Linked DNA regions of Homo sapiens: region 2 is linked to region 1. Evidence: chromatin loops called from intact Hi-C (ENCODE). Cell type or tissue: MCF 10A. All regions are shown on one strand. Links, peaks and the distances in the headings refer to the core of each region. The heading gives the core; the rest is flanking DNA. Region 1 has its middle 24 kb from the start of PLEKHG3. Region 2 overlaps SPTB (spectrin beta, erythrocytic).

The links. Peaks named below come from ENCODE experiments on the same cell type or tissue, not always from the same donor. Only the 100,000 strongest peaks of a DNase experiment are listed, where the experiment ranks them.
Region 2: it touches region 1 in a loop (31-fold over the local background); 3 of 110 quality-filtered maps call a loop at or near these places.

The regions. Positions count from the first base shown.
Region 1 is chr14:64,676,525-64,684,851 of GRCh38, reverse strand. No RefSeq gene overlaps it. Among named protein-coding and RNA genes, the nearest start is that of PLEKHG3, 24 kb to the left of the region's middle. RefSeq lists an enhancer at 4,344-4,888. In MCF 10A, for the core only: no CTCF peak of the experiment used is centred there; DNase peaks (open chromatin) are centred at 2,511, 2,951 and 4,391.
Region 2 is chr14:64,800,975-64,809,301 of GRCh38, reverse strand. SPTB (spectrin beta, erythrocytic) reads left to right here. Exons shown (of 36, transcript NM_001355436.2): 3 at 4,212-4,363; 4 at 5,522-5,695; 5 at 6,985-7,076; 6 at 7,468-7,548; 7 at 7,902-8,017. Among named protein-coding and RNA genes, the nearest start is that of MIR7855, 19 kb to the right of the region's middle. In MCF 10A, for the core only: a CTCF peak has its summit at 7,328 (motif pointing left); DNase peaks (open chromatin) are centred at 2,621 and 3,461.

The DNA.
Region 1 (8,327 bases), core at 169-8,168:
GTACGATTGATGTCCTAATTTTAGGGGGAAATTTAGACTTCGAGACACACACATAGGGAGGACACCTTATGAAGATAAGGGCAGATATGGGGTGATGCATCTGCAAGCCACGGAGCAGCAAAGATGGCCAGCAAGCGCCCAAAGCTGGGTCAGAGCATGTATGTGTGGTTGTGTAAGCACATGTGTACAACTGTGTGTAAACATGTATGTGTGTGGCTATGTGAAATAAAACATGTGAATGTGTACCCGCAGCCTGGGTCAGATTCTCCTTCACAGCCCTCAGAAGGAACTAACCCTGCCAACACCTTGATCTCAGACTTCAAGCCTCCCATACTATGGGACAGTAAATGTTCTAAGCCACCCAATGTTGGTGGCTTGTTAGAACGTCCCTGAGAAAGTAACACAGGCACGATAGCACACCGGTCAGGAGCATGGAACTGAGTCTGAATCCAGCTCCACCACCCAGCGTCACCGCCCTGGGCAAGTCACTCAAGTGCTAGGAGCCTCTGTTTCTTAAAGTGGGACTGGGAAGAGCATCGCCTTCCCAGGCCTGTTGTGAGGATTCCATGGGTTTGGCCCACTGCCAGCCACATGCTAAGGGCTTAGTAAACTGTGGCTGTTATTGTTATTAAGAACACAGCTGTTTTCAGGGTCTCTGTCAAAATTCCTGATGACAAAATTATCTCCAACCTGCACAAAGTCCAAACATGAGAAACTGGAAGAGGAAAACAGAAGAGAAAGCCATGTTGTGGAGGGCATACTGTGCCAGGCACGGTGCTGTGTGCTTTCCCAGAGGAATTTAAATTCTAGGCCGGGCGCAGTGGTTCACACCTGTAATCCCAGCACTTTGGGAGGCCAAAGCAGGCGGATCACTTGAGGTCAGGACTTTGAGACCAGCGTGGCCAACATGGTGAAACCCTGTCTCTACTAAAAATACAAAAATTAGCTGAGCGTGGTGGCACATGCCTGTAGTCCCAGCTACTGGGGAGGCTGAGCACGAGAATCGCTTGAACCCAGGAGACAGAGGTTGCAGTGAGCTGAGATCATGCCACTGCCCTCCAGCCTGGGCGATAGAGTGAGACCTTGTCACAAGTAAATAAATAAATTCTAGCACTCAAAAGGCTTAGGAGAGGGAGACCTGGGACCCAGGGGAAGGACCTACAGGTGGGGATGGAGGGTGAGGGACAGGTCTGATAGGGGAAGTGAGGCAGGGACCTCCAGGGGAAGGGACACCCAGGCCCTGAGTGCCCCTGTGCCCCCTCCCTGCCCAGCCCCTGGCCATGCTTGCCATCGTGGGGAGGTGCCTCGTGGGAGATGTGGAGCACAAACATCACGGCCAGTGGAGCCAGAGTCACCTGACCCGCAATAATGCGCCTTTCTGCCCCAGCGGAGACAGAGGGCATTGTGTGTGCGGCTGCGGCCTGAGACTCGCAGCACAGCCTGCCTCTCAGAAAAGCATGATTGTCTTGGGCAACCTCTGCGGCCTGGGGCTGCCGACCAGTACGTCATAACAAACCCAGAGCGGGCGAAGGGACAACCACCCTCTAGGGACAGAGCCGCTTTGAGACTCCAGTCTTAGAGGCCCCAAGGAGCCAGGGCAGAAACGGGAAGCAGGCCGAGGTGGGGGCTTTGGGACAAAATGGGTAATTCGGAGCGGTAGGAACTTTTTCAAAGACCCTGGCATAGGGCGTCACAGAATCTACAGCCAGGATTTGTCAGGAAAATCAGTGGTTATGAGGAGATGGTGTGTAGTTCAAATCCCCACTGGGGCATTCGCTGGCTGGGTGATTTATAGCAAAATTGCAGATAAGGCATAGTTTCCCTCAACCCATAGATAGGGAGGTTTGGGAGGATTAAAGGAATTGATGTCAGATCCCTGGTAGACACTCAAGAAATATTAGCTGTCATAATGATTATTAATCTATATTGTTCCAAATAAATTAGAAAAGCAAAATGTTTAGCACAGAGCCTGGTACCTAGTAGCTGCCTAATAAATACTAGCCTGTGCTCTGCATCCCTGACTTCTGTCCAGGAAGCCGCAGTTTTGGAGAGGCTAACAGAGTGGCCTCTTTTCTTTAGAGGCATCCTTTCTCCAGCAGAGAAAGGTGTCTGGTGAACCCGCTGACAATCACTCTAGGCGAATGATCCTGTTCAGTTTCCTCCTCAGGGCTGGGCCCCGGCCAGCCTGGCAGTAGCTTCTGTTTTGCAGGTAGGAGGCAGTAGCCAGGTGCAGACAAGGAGGCCTTCCTTCGCCTGCCTTTGCTGTGCCTCCCAGTGAATTCACATCCTGTGTTCTGCCTGAGCCTCAGCCTGGCCCAGTTCTTGGGAGATTACCTTTCCTTTGTCTCATGTCCTGGCATCTGGAAGAGCTAACACCCTCACCCCAGTCAGCAACCAAATGAGCTTCCAGAGCTCCGGCCAGCCCTGCCCTGCCCACGGCTCGGGACCTTGCAGGAATTGGGAGGGAATGTGCCTCCTGGGCCCATGCCCAGCTCTGACTGAGGCTGGGCCGAGGGCCTCTCCTTGTCCCTCCCCCACAGACACACAGGGCTTTATAGTCAGATTATGCCATGGAAACTATGCACACGGCCTGCCCCGTTCACATGGCCTCAGAAGAAAAAATAACAGTGCCTCCTCTCTCTGCCAAGACCCACAGTCCTTGCAGGCCTGAACTACCAAAGCAGACCTCTTATGTGAAACGGGTCCCTGTAAAAATCTCAGGAGGTCGTGCCATTGCACTCCAGCCTGGGCAACAGAGTGAGACGCCGTCTCAAAAGAAATCTCAGGAGGACTTCTTTGGGGGTGCCCTTAAATCATTCCCCCTCCCCCTGCCCCCGGCCCTCAGCTTCCCTCTCCTCAGACATCTGGAGGGCTCCTCCCACCAGGAACAAAGCCTTATATGGCAGTGTCCTTCTGAGACAGGCTCATTTCCCTCTCTAGTATCTTCCTTAGGCCCTGGGAGCCCCACTCTGGTCCTCCCCCAGCCTCCCTCTTCCTCTTGGGATGAAGTCAGCAGAGCCAACAGGGCGTGTCCATTTGAGCCTCCCCCGCCTTCCAGACCTGTGCTGTCTAATACGGCAGCCACTAGCCACATTTGGTAATTTATTCTTTATTTTTATTTATTTATTTATTTTGAGAGTCTTACTCTGTTGTCCAGGCTGGAGTGCAGTGGCGAGATCACGGCTCACTGAAGCCTCGACTTCCCCAGCTTAAGTGATTCTCCCACCTCAGCCTCCTGAGTAGCTGGGACTACAGGCACATACCACCACACCTGGCTAATTTCTCCTATTCTTTTGGTGGATGTAGGGTCTCACTATGTTGCCCTGCCTGGTCTCAAACTCCTGAGCTGAGGTGATCCTCCTGCCTCAGCCTCACAAAGTGCAGGGATTACGGGCATGAGCCACTGTGCTGGCTTTTTTTCTACTCAAGATAGTACTTTACACATGTGGCAATTTAAATTTACATGTTACTCAATTACAAATTTTTAAATAAAAAAATCCAGTTCCTGGCCAGGCACGGAGGCTCACGCCTGTAATTCCAGCACTTTGGGAGGCCAAGGCAGGCAGATCACTTGAGCCCAGGAGTTCAAGATCAGCCTGGGCAACATGACGAAACCCCATCTCTACTAAATAATACAAAAATTAGCTGGGCATGGTGGTGCATGCCTGTGGTCCCAGCTACTCCAGAGGCTGAGGCGATAGGACCACTTGAGCCCAGGAAGGGGAGGTTGCAGTGAGTAGTGAGCGGGCCACTGCACCCTAGCCCGGGCGACAGAATGAGACCCTGTCTCACAAAAAAAGAAAAAAAAAAAAAAAGAGACAGGATTTCACTAGGTTGCCCATGCTGATCTCAAACTCCTGAGCTCAAGCAATCCTCCTGCCTCAGCTAGCACTGGGTCAGAGTTCCAGAAGCCGAATTTCTAGACACGGGTATAGCCATGGTGTGGGCGGGGTGGAAAGGCAGTGAGTTCTCCATTACAGGGCACTTCACTCAGGGCCTGGAGGACACCCTGCCTGGGATGCTACAGTGTGGCCTCTTGCTTCAGATAAGGGAAGAGCCAGCCCAGATGAGTTCTAATGTCTCTTTTATTTCTGAGATCCAGATCCTGGGCCTGGAACTGCTACAGCCAGAAGGGTTTCTATAAGACACAGAAGCAGGACCCACAGATTTTCGCTGTCTTGGTTTTCAGCATCACAAGACTCTGGCTCCTTTTCTAGATTCAGAGTCTGGCCCCTGGCCTCTGGCCCAGGCTGCCTCCCTCTACCAGTTCCAGGGCTGGGGGCTGGGGCCTCTGAGAGCAAACGGGCGTGTCAGAATGGGGAAAGTGACTGGGGCTGGCATGCAGAGTTGAGAGTCTAGCTAGTGAGCTGGGACTAATGAACCTGAGAAAGAACAGGTCCAAACAGGCCCCAGGGAGGCTTCGGGAGCCAGGGCCCAGGCCACAGAGCTGAACAAATCACCGTGAGTCAAGCCGGGCAGGAGATCACGCTGCCCTGTCCCTGGGCTAGGCTTTCACTCATGCTTCCTGGGATATAAGCATGAGGGCTGGAGGTATAAGCACAGGCCTGCTAGGACTGTGGCTCCATTTAAGGGGCCAGAGAGAGTGAAAACGTGGTGACTACAGTGACAAGTGAGAGTTTACTCATCATTGGATGTACAGAGAAAAGGGAGGACTTGATTTCTTCAGAAGTATCATAAATTGCTACAGGGTTAGGCTGAAGAGCCTAGGCTAAGGTCCTGTGTATCCACCAGAGGGACGCACAGAATTGGGCTCCTCTGGGAGGGGAAGAAGAAAGGAACTCGTGTGTGTTTAGTGCCTGGCACCATGTTGCATGTTTTCTCCAGCTTACACTAAGGTGATGTTGACTATGTGCCAGGCATTGTCCAAGTACCCCACACACTAGTGAAGGAAGCTACGACACAGAGAGGGTTTGTAACCTGTCTGAGGTCACTCATCTGGCAAGGAGTGGAATTCAAACCCAGGTGCCCAGGTATTCTGGCTCCAGAACCAGGCTTTCCCCGCTCTGCTGGCTACTTCTCTAGGGCCCATCTTCATTTCCAGAACAACCACCGGGAAGAGTATCACGACCTCCATTCTTAAAAACGCAAAGCTCAGGCTCAGCGCAGTTAAATGACTTGCCCTCGGTTGTGCCATTAGCCAGCCTCAGAGCCAAGATTCAGCCCTGGGTCCGTGTGACCCCAGTGCTCTTTCTGCCACCCCACACTGAGTCTCCAGGAGGGAATGAGATGAGGATTTATTTAGCACAGCTACTTTTAAAGTCACAACATACAAATTTTGTTTTTAAAGAAACAAAGTGGCTGGGTGTGGTGGCTCACGCCTGTAATCCCAACACTTTGGGAGGCCAAGGTGGGAGATCCCCTGAGGTCAGGAGTTCAAGACCAGCCTGGCCAACATAGCGAAACCCCGTCTCTACTAAAAATACAAAAATTAGCTGGGCATGGTGGCACGTGCCTGTAGTCCTGGCTGCTCGGGAGGCTGAGGCAGGAGAATTGCTTGAACCTGGGAGGTGGAGGTTGCAGTCAGCCTAGATCGCTCCACTGCACTCCAGTCTGGGTGACAGAGTGGGACTCTGTCAAAAAAAAAAAAAAAGAGAGAGAGAGAGAAAGAAAAAGAAAGAAAAGAAAAGGAAAGAAAAGAAAAGGAAATGAAGCAATAAAATCTCTGTGAGAACCCTCGTGTAATCAGGCTAGATGAATTGTCTGGGCTTCAAACAAATCAGCAGTAAAAAGAAGCAAGGCTTTTATTGAAATTGATTCCACGCCATTGTTATTGTAACTTCAGGTGTCAGCTGCTGTTGACATAGACTGCATCATCCCAATGGCATAGGTGAGAGGAACAGGGTTTGACAAAAAGAATCCTTTGTGGAGTTGACCCATTTTCCAGCTTGAGAAAAAGTTCAATCAGCTCTGAGTTAAGTTTCTGCCTCTGGTGTCTTCTCATCATCCCCTGCCCACAGCCTGGTTCCCCACCACTCCCCCTACCTACCTCATCCCTCTCTTGTGTCTAGAGGTCAGAGTGGTAGAAAGAGCTGTGCACTTCGAGTCAAAGGACCAGGTCTAGTTTGTGTGTGTGTGTGGTTTTTTGTATGTTTGTTTGTTTTGTTTTGTTTTGTTTTTTAAGACGGAGTTTTGCTCTTGTTGCCCAGGCTGGAGTGCAATGGCTCAATCTTGGCTCACCACAACCTCCGCCTCCCAGGTTCAAGTGATTCTCCTGCCTCAGCCTCCCGAATAGCTGGGATTACAGGCATGTGCCACCACGCCGGGCTACTTTTGTATTTTTAGTAGAGACGGGGTTTCTCCATATTGGTCAGGCTGGTCACGAACTCACAACCTCAGGTGATCCACCCGCCTCGGCCTCCCAAAGTGCTGGGATTACAGGCGTGAGCCACCATGCCTGGCCTGTTTGTTTTGAAACAGAGCCTCATTCTGTTGCCCAGGCTGGAGAGCACTGGTGCTATCTCAGCCCACTGCAACCTGCACCTCCTAGGTTCAAGTGATTCTCCTGCCTCAGCCTCCCAAGTAGCTGGGACTACAGGCGCTCGCCACCACGCCCGGCTAATTCTTGTAGTTTTAGTAGAGATGGGGTTTCACCATGTTGGCCACGCTGGTCTCAAGCTCCTGACCTCTGGGGATCTTTCCACCTCGACCTCCCAAAGTGCTGGGATTACAGGCATGAGCCGCCGTGCCTGGCCCAGATCTAGTTTTGTCACCAATTAGCTGTGTGAGGTTGAGTGAGTCACTTAACTTCTCTGAGACTCTCTGGAAAGTTGGAACCCAGTGATCTTCAAGGTCTTGACTAGCTCCAGGGCTAGTGCTTGTCGTTATTCATTCAATGGGCTGGCTTGAGTCAGGCATTGTGCTAAATGCTGGGGAAACTGAGGTTACTAGTGCCTATCGCTGGCTCCGAGGAGCTCACAGCCTAGCACTGTGACACAATTCCATGTGACAAGCATCCTAATGGAGGCAAGCTGAGACCATGCTAACCCAAAGCACAGCATTCTTGCTGGGAGGGATCAGAAAGGCCCCAGGGAGAAGGAGATCTCTGTGCTGTATGTCAAATTATAAGAAGGTGATGAGGGACATTGGAACAGGAGGAACAGCATGCACAAAGGCACAGAGCTGTGGACCAGCACAGCACACTAGGCCCCTGCAAGTCATGTGGTGTGGCTGGGGCAGAGGCTGCATGTAAAGGAGAAGGAGTCAAGTCTTCAGAGATGGGCAGGGGCCACATCACACCGGCACAGGGACCTACAGAGGATCGGCAGTCTGACATGTTTGGAAACCACACCAGTGGCAAGAAGGATGAGCAGTGGCAACTTCGGGGGTCAATCAGAAAATCATTCCAAAAGCCAGAAAGACTGAGGGACTCCACTAAGGCAGTAGCAGTGGGCATGGGAGAGAATGCAGAGATAAAAATTGTTCTCATTTAAAGAGGAAGAATGTACAGTGACAGAGTGGGGGCAGAAGTCAAATAAAACAAGGGGTCCCAATTTCTGACAGTGGTGCCTGGGTGGATTAGAAACACAAAAGGATGAAAGGCTTGGGGGAAAAGATAATCAAATGTGTGTTGTATGTCTGAATGGATGAAACTCCTCTAGTTTAGAAAACTTGTATTATTTTAAAGGGCATTTAGAAATGATTACCTTGGCTAGGTGTGGTGGCTCACACCTGTAATCCCAGCAATTCAAGAGGCCGATGTGGGAGGATTGTTTGAGCCCAGGGGTTGGACACCAGCCTGGGCAACATGGTGAAACCCCATCTCTACAAAAAATAGAAAAATTAGCCTGGCATGGTGGCACATGCCTGTAGTCCCAGCTACTCAGGAGGCTAGGTGGGAGGATTATTTGAGCCCAGGAGGTTGAGGCTACAGTGAGCCATGATTGCACCATTGCATTCCAGCCTGGGCGACAGAGCAAGACCCTGTCTTAAGGAAAAAAAAAAAGGCAAAACAAAAACATGACTATCTTATTCTTAAAACCCTACAGTAATGGAGATACTGTTTTGAACCACTTTCAAAACCATTTTCATTATCAGTAAGCCATATGCTGTCATTGCACCACAGGGCTTGTGTCCTAGGGAAGGAGAAAGGTAGATACCTTTCTAGAAAAATCCACAGGGCAGGGAAGAGGGAAAATATGAGGGAAAGGAAGTCTCTGAAAAACAGAAAGAGGAAGTGTGAACCCTCTGGAGCTTGAAAGCGGGTAAGTGGGGATGGACATCAGATGCCAGTGCTCTCTCACCCTTGTCAAACCTTGTCGGTGGCATGTACAACAGTAGAAAAACTCCACAGAGGTCAAGAGCATGTC
Region 2 (8,327 bases), core at 178-8,177, 120 kb before region 1:
CCTGAATAAGCTTTGGCCTTTTTTTTTTTTTTTTTTTTTGATACAAAGTTTCGCTGTTGTTGCCCAGGCTGGAGTACAATGGTGGGATCTCGGCTCACTGCAACCTCTGCCTCCTGAGTTCAAACAATTCTCCTGCCTCAGCCTCCTGAATAGCTGGGATTACAGGTTCTTGCCACCATGCCTGGCTAATTTTTTGTATTTTTAATAGAGATGAGGTTTCACCATGTTGGCCAAGCTGGTCTCAAACTTCTGAGCTCAGGTAATCCACCTGCCTCAGCTTCCCAAAGTGCTGGGATTACAGGCGTGAGCCACCATGCCCGGCCTAGCTTTGGCCTTTTATGCCTGTCTGCTTGGACTCATTCTGTCTCCCTGGCTCCCCTCCCCTTCACAATCCAAAGCGGCTTTCTTCACCAGGTGCCCCCTCAACCACTCCAATTGGAAATGACCTCTCTCTTCCTGGAACCCTCGAGCATTGACCATATGTGTCATGTACCTGATATGGAATTCAGTATTACCCTGTGATGGCTTTTGTGTTATTAAAGTGAACTGCCACTTATTTATTATGTGCTTGCAAAAGTTAATTGGTGGGTTTGAGTATTGTTTCCTTAACTGTATCTTAAGGCCTTGGGGAGAGTGAGCTGCCCAACGCCCCTGCAGCACCTAGGACAGGGCCCACTAGTAATAGCAGCAGTAGTAATGACGATAACAATGAGAGTTCACATGATGGCAAGCTTTCTCTGTGCCAGCCCGTTCCATGTACAAACTCACTTATTACTGGATATATTTGAGGGTTTTAGTGTCATGGGTGTATTTGACCTGAAACTAAACCTTTGAAGGGTTTCAGGTCACCCAGTCCCAATATTCAGACAATAATTCTGGGTCAGAGCTGATCAGGGAGGAAGATGAGTTTTCTAGGCAAAGACCTAACACATAGCAGGGAATGAGGATGGCCACAACCCGGGAAGGAAAGGGAAAGAAAGGAACAGAGAGGGCCATGCACGGTGGCTCATGCCTATAATCCCAGCACTTTGAGAGGTCAAGACAGGTGGATCATGAGGTCAAGAGATCAAGACCATCCTGACCAACATGGTGAAACCCCGTCTGTACTAAAAAATACAAAAAATATCCAGGCGTGGTGGCACACACCTGTAGTCCCAGCTACTCAGGAGGCTGAGGCAAGAGAATTGCTTGAACCCAGAAGGCGGAGGTTGCAGTGAGCCAAGATTGCGCCGCTGCACTCCAGCCTGGCAACAGAGCGAGACTCCGTTGAAAAGAAAAGAGGAACAGAGAGGAATGAGATGCCGGGGTTTGATGGCAGCAGAGGCTGTCAGCCAGTCCATGCTGGTGGACTCACCCCCTTCCTGCACTGGCAGGGTTAGGGCTCTGGAAATAAGGCCTGGCTCCTGGCAGGGCTGTGCTGAGGCCTCCTTCCCATGGTGGGTCCCAGTAGGATGGCCTGGGTCCCCTGGGGACAGCAGGCCCAGTGTACAGCCACCTCTCTTCCTGTCCACACTACCAGGGTTCCCAGCCTAGCTGGCTCCAGGCCACCGCCTCTCCTGCCCTTGGAAGGCTTGGGATGAGCATCTGGGCTGTGCGGGAGTGAATGTGCTGAGCATGCCAATGCCAGGCGGCTGGAGCCAGCCAGCTCATGGAAATGCCTCTCACCTTGGGGCCTTTTCTCCCCTTCCAATCATCATTAGCCTCTCGAAATCTTTCTGTGTCTCAACATTGCAAAGCGTTTTGGGGCTCTGGGGATTCTGGGTGATTTCACTCCAGCCTTCAAATAAAAGGCAGCTAGGAGGCCACCTGCCTGTGCTCAAAACCTGTGGCTCCCACGTTTGAGGGTCCAGGGGGCATCATTCATGTGGTAAAAACTGGGGAGATCTAAGGGTGCTTTCTGATATTTCTGCACCAATAAATGCACCAGCCCAGTGGCCTAGAATTAATCCATGTTCCCAGCTAGAATCACTCCCTTACCCTTTGCCAAGCACAGATAAATAGTTCTCAGCACCCACGTAATGAAATGTTTGCATTCTTAAAGACAGGAAAAGGAGGAAGAAATACTTTCACTTTGGGGGACACCTACCTCTAAAGGGGCTAAAACTTTCACCCCCCTTAGTCAGAGGCTCCACACCTGACCTGAAGGGTTAGCTACTTAAAGAATAGATCTGGTTTCTAGGGAAAAAACTGTGGGACTGTGGCTGGCTCTGTTGAATCTAAAAATGCCCCAAAATAAGTGCAATTGCTTTCCGTCCAGTATGGCATCAAACTCCCTTTAGTTACATTTCGCTGAAGCAGCATTTGAAATCAGGAAAGTGGTTTAATTTGCTGTTGACAAAAGGGTAAGGGGAGTTTTCTCGCTGAAACTTTGCACAGAGGCCCAGAATAAATGAATGCCGTTTAAATTTTACATGTATTTAGGATTCACAGTCAGTAGTAGTACTTTTCCTCTTCTTGGAAGTCTTATTTAGATGGCTGCTGTAGAATTCTTCATTCTTCATGTATGACTCAAGCCCTCGTCATATTTATAATAGAGTCTGTCTGCCTCAAGGATAGGGACCATCAGTCTTGTCCTTGAGTTCCCCACCACCACCCAGGGCCTGGCACCTGACGGTTGTACGGTAAATATTTGCTCAATGAGTGCACAGAAGAATCAAGGGTCTGAGTTCCTAATACCAAAATAGCCATGAAGCCGGAAGGCATCTGATGCAGCAAGCCTCAGGAACTGCCAGGATTCTACCCTTGAGGCAGAACTGGCTAAGCTCCTCTTTTTGTTATTGTTGAATCAAGATATTTAATAATTTAAAAAGCCAGCCCTTTCACGGTTGAGGCTCAGTCGAGCACACAGCCTGCTCCGACCGGGCAGACCCCGCTCCTGGCTAGGCCACTCCAGGTATGTCCTGGCTGTGATCTCCCCCTCCACTGCCATGTACCCTCCCCAGGGATCCTCCACAACCCTCAGGCCCAGCCTCACTGCCAAGTCACCTCCTTCCCTGAATCTTCAAACCTAAGTGCCCAGAAGCTAATTGCCACCAAACTGTTCATAAATCCAGAGAGGGCTCACTCCTCTCTTCTCACCTTCAATTCTATCTTATTTGTTTTTCTTCTTTTCTGCTACTTTTCTTTTTTTCTCCTTCTCCCCTCCTCTATCCTTTTCTCTCTCTTTTTTTTGTGCCATCCCAGTCTTCTGTCCTCTCTCCAGCATCTTGTCTGAGCTTCCCCAGGTAATGCTGGTGCCTAACTTGGACAGACCACCAGCATTATTTGTACAGAGGCAGTAAGAAGTACCCCACCTGAACTGGTACAGCATGGGCCAGGGGCTTGGACTGGGCTGATGCTGATTTAGGATAGGGGTGTCATGTCACCTTCCCAGGGCTGAGAAAGATAGCGTAAAGCCGCAGACAGCCCTCAGCCCAAACCTTCATTATCCTTACCCCCACATGAGTCATACATTCTACATATCCTGTTCCCTTGCTCATCATTTTCCTCCCCCTATCAGGAACTCCTTGAGGGCAGGAAATTTGTTTTACCTCTGTGTGTCCTCAGGCCTAGCACAGCGCTGCCACATAATAGGAACAGAATCAATGTTTGTACAGACAGCCACAATACAGCTATGGAGTACTGATGGTGCACCAGGCTCCAGGCCCTGGAGACAGAGAAGTGACCAAGACAGATTTCCCTGGGCTCAGGGAGCATCTAGGAGAGAGAAGGAAACGTAAATGCAGGGAGCAGGGCACATGAAGGGAGACCCAACCCAAGCGCCATTTATACTGGCTCTTAAAGGATGAATTAGTGTTAAGTGAAGGAGGTGGGGTAGAGTGGAGGGGTTGAGAGACAGCATTCTAGGCAGAGCGAATATTTGATGGGTTGATGGGTAAGCCTGGCACTGAAATCTGAATTCAATGGCACAACAGTACAGAGTAGTCTGACTGATACAGGGAAACAGATGCTGAATTAGAGGTGTCCTGATACTGTGCATAGAATATGGTGGCAGTGCGAGTGATCTCCTTATTGCCTCTGTTCTGGTGGCATGTGGACCGGTATTGCTACACCTTGATGGCAAATGCTCCAAGGAAGGGAGTGGAATGAATACATCGACTTCCTCTGCCAAGCATGGGGGTACCCTGGGCTTAAGGTAAAACCCCTTGGCCCCATGTCACACTGACCCTGCCAACCTCAGGCACCTCACCAAGGTTCTTCTCTCCACCTAGATGAGCGGGAAGTTGTTCAGAAAAAGACCTTCACGAAATGGGTGAACTCGCACCTGGCTCGAGTGTCCTGCCGCATCACCGATCTCTACAAGGACCTGCGGGATGGGCGCATGCTCATCAAGCTGCTGGAGGTGCTCTCTGGAGAGATGCTGGTAAAGTCCCTTCTGTGGGCCCCGGGGCTGCTGCCATCGGCCCCTCTTCAGCAAAGGCATGGTTTGGGGGCATCTCAAGTTCTCCTGGCCTTCCCAGTTTTCTCTCTGCTCCTTTGGGAGGCTCTAATACTTAGAATGGGAAGCATCCGTGTGGCTGACTGGTCTCTCTGAATTCCTCCCAGAACTTCTTGCCTCCTCTGACCACTCCCACCCCTTCATGCTTCTCCCAGAAGCCATGCAGAGCTCCTGACTTTGGGCTCTGGGCATCTGTAGCTGGCCTGTGATGGCCTGGCCCTCATCTCCCCATCGGGCTAAGATGCATCCCTCTTGGAACCAAGAGGAAAGTGTGGAAGCCATTTTACTGTGTGTTTTACCACCCTTGCAAGTGGAAATTTATTAGAGGCTGTCTCAGTTGTAACCCACCGGCAATACTGTTGACCCCAAAGAAGAAGTAGATGAAGGTTTATGTTTTGCTCAGCCCAGAGTAAGCTTTGTGTCCTTGGGCCTATCAGGCAGGACCCTCTTTTCCTCCATTTCCCCCATGTGTAAAATGAGGGCAATGATACCTGTACCTGATGAAGTTATTCTGAGATCCTCAGAGTTTGAATGAAAAGGCTTGAATGAAATATTGCCTTTTCAACTCCATGCTGAAGTTCTGCCTCTCACCCTGCATTGAAATTCCACTAGAGAGAGTTACCCATGGGGAACCCATCAGATGATGCAGTTATCACTGGGGGAGAGGAGAAGGTTGATTGGCAGGGATGAACCCATTATCAATCACCAAGCTAAAAATTACTCTTAACACTGGCTGGCAGTAAACAGTTCTTAGAACTGTGCCTGGCACATGGTAAGGGATCAATTAACCATATGTTATGTTACCGTAAGCAAATGCCGTTTATTGCCCACTCAGAGGGCTTTGTTCAGCCCCAGAAGGGCACCGATGCAGCCTGGTTACCGATCTCTGGGTGCTTGTTGGAGGGAACCTCTGAGCTTTGCTAAAAGGAAAGCATTGAATAGTGTCAATGAATGACCATGGGACTTGGTGTTTGGCCAAGAGGGTGGAGGGTGGGTGCTTATGACAGGAGCTGGTCCACGCTGCAGCCTCTGGGATGACTGTGCAGTCCCTCCATGCCCACGGGGGCCACTGCTGTCCCCCAGCCAAAGCCCACCAAGGGGAAGATGCGCATCCACTGCCTGGAGAATGTGGACAAGGCTCTCCAGTTCCTCAAGGAGCAGCGTGTACACCTGGAGAACATGGGCTCCCACGACATTGTAGATGGCAACCACCGCCTGGTCCTGGGCCTCATCTGGACCATCATCCTCCGCTTCCAGGTGGGTTCCTGGGGGGTAGAGGAAGTCGAGGGAGCCCTCAAGGCTGCCCAGGGCCTTAGAATCTTATAAAATGCTGAACAGAGTGTGGGTGTTAGTGCACATTCTGGGAAGGCTGTAAATCTGCCACATGGGACAGTGCTTGTAGGAAGGAGTAACCATCTTCTGTATCACCCCAAGTCACTGAAGCTCAGGGGGAGCTGCTCACTCAGTAGTATGGTCTTTTCAGGGAGAAGATAGAAATTAATTGGTAGCTGGGTTGATATCTGGCTGGAAGATTAGCTTTTTAGCCTCCTCCCCCTATACATGTAACTTCTTGGTTTTTGAAATAGATACAGAAAATTGCAAAAATTGTGTAGAAGATCTGTGTGTATATTTTCCAATCAGAAACTTTTCTCTTCTCACCCTGAAATTCAAAGTCCAGATTATTTGTAAGGAAATTTAGAAAGGGGAAGGGGAGGAAAACAGGGTCTTGCACCTGCTGGTTTGGGGACAGAAAGAACCTTGCCCAAGGAGGTGAGGGCAGGAGAAAGAAGAGAGCATACAACTCGCGGACTAAAGACCTCAACCAAGTGGCCCCGCATGTCCGATCTCACTCTCCATGGGTGCATAACATTGAACAACAATAGCAGCAGAGTTGGGGAGAATGGAAAGGCAAGAGGAGCTGCTAATGAAAGTATAGTACTCATCAGCATTCATGTTGTTCCACAGCCTCAAGGGGCATTGCACCTCCAGAGGAGGAATCAGGGCATCTTGTCACTGATTCTCTGCATTCTATTAGAGTTATCCAATTACAGCTGTCTCATCCCTGTGCCATTTTGGCTGACTGAGGCAGGGAAGCAGGCTGCTGGGGCACAGGGCCTCAGGATGTGGTGTTGCTGCGGGGCTGGCGGCTACTCCTTGAGGGCAAGAAATTTGTTTTACCTCTGTGTGTCCTCAGGCCTAGCACAGCGCTGCCACATAATAGGAACAGAATCAATGTTTGTACAGACAGCCACAATACAGCTATGGAGTACTGATGGTGCACCAGGCTCCAGGCCCTGGAGACAGACAAGTGACCAAGACAGATTTCCCTGGGCTCAGGGAGCATCTAGGAGAGAGAAGGAAATGTAAATGCAGGGAGCAGGGCACATGAAGGGAGACCCAACCCAAGCGCCATTTATACTGGCTCTTAAAGGATGAATTAGTGTTAAGTGAAGGGGGGATGAGGGAGGGAGCCTCCCAGGGACGGCAGGAAAGCACAGATCCAGATGCACATCCTCTTCAAATCTCTCTTGTTCTGCTACCCTCAGATTCAGGACATTGTGGTCCAAACTCAGGAAGGTCGTGAAACACGCTCAGCCAAGGATGCGTTGCTGTTGTGGTGTCAGATGAAGACGGCAGGGTATGCCCTGGGAACCAGCTGTTAGCACATCCACCACCAGCCCCTTGCTCCGCACAAGCACTGCCATCTCCAGAGGGACATTAGACATCATCACCCAGAACTACAGCTGCCTCCCTGTAATTGATGCAAAGTCTGTCCTGACCTGATTCTTTGAGGCCTGGAATACAGGATTCTTTTCCAAAGTTGCCTGCAGGCAGACTGGGGGGTCTGTGTGGTGTTCACATCTGATGGGGGAGCCTCTGTGTGTGGTTAGCTGCTGCCCCCTCTTGGTGACCTGGCTCAAGAAAGGACAGTTCCATTTCTCTCCTGGTATATTGGCCCTCAATTTGTACACTTGTTTGGGACTACAAAAAATCTAATTCTTAGCTCTTACTGTTTCTCTTGGATGCAGCTACCCTCATGTTAATGTCACCAACTTTACCTCCAGCTGGAAGGATGGCTTGGCCTTTAATGCCCTGATACACAAGCACCGGTAAGAGGGAGGGGACAGCCGTGGGGACTGACTGAGACAGCCTCCCTGGGAATATTTGGACACATTGCACTTAACATGGAGTCACAGAAATGTGACCTCTGCTGTTCCTTCTCCTCTCCCCTTCAGCAGCCCATAGCACCTTCACTTTCCTTAAATCCCAGCATGCCTGCCGCCCACTTCCCTCATATGCCAAGGCTCACACCTGCCCCCTCTCCTCTGCTCCCATCTCCTCCTTTCACTCCTCCTGCCTGACCACCTCCCTGCCTCTGTACAATGTCTGCTTCATGCTAGGGCTGCCCTCCTGGTGGGGATGCTGTGGCTACTCCCTTTTCACAGTCCAGTTTTGTCCCCAGGCCCGACCTGATCGACTTTGATAAGCTGAAGGACTCCAATGCCCGGCACAACCTGGAGCACGCATTCAATGTGGCTGAGCGCCAGCTGGGCATCATCCCGCTCCTCGACCCCGAAGGTGAGCCACACCCACCCCTGCCAGCCTTTGCTGCAGCAGTGGGGGATGCACTCGCTGTGCTAGAGGAGCTCAGCCGCCAGGACTTCTGGAGGCCGGCCCAGGTGCTGGGCAAGCTGTGGGCACAGTGAGGGGCAGTGGCCAGGCCAGGCTCTGATCTGGGCCTGCTTCTCTGCTCCATGCTGGTTCCCATGCCTGCCTGGTCTGTTTGGAGATGGACTTTGGATCCTTCTTCTTTTCTTCTTTTGTAATGTGTGGTTCTAAAATGGATTTCATCACACTCTTCCATTCTTGCTCTGTTGGTTGTCACTTG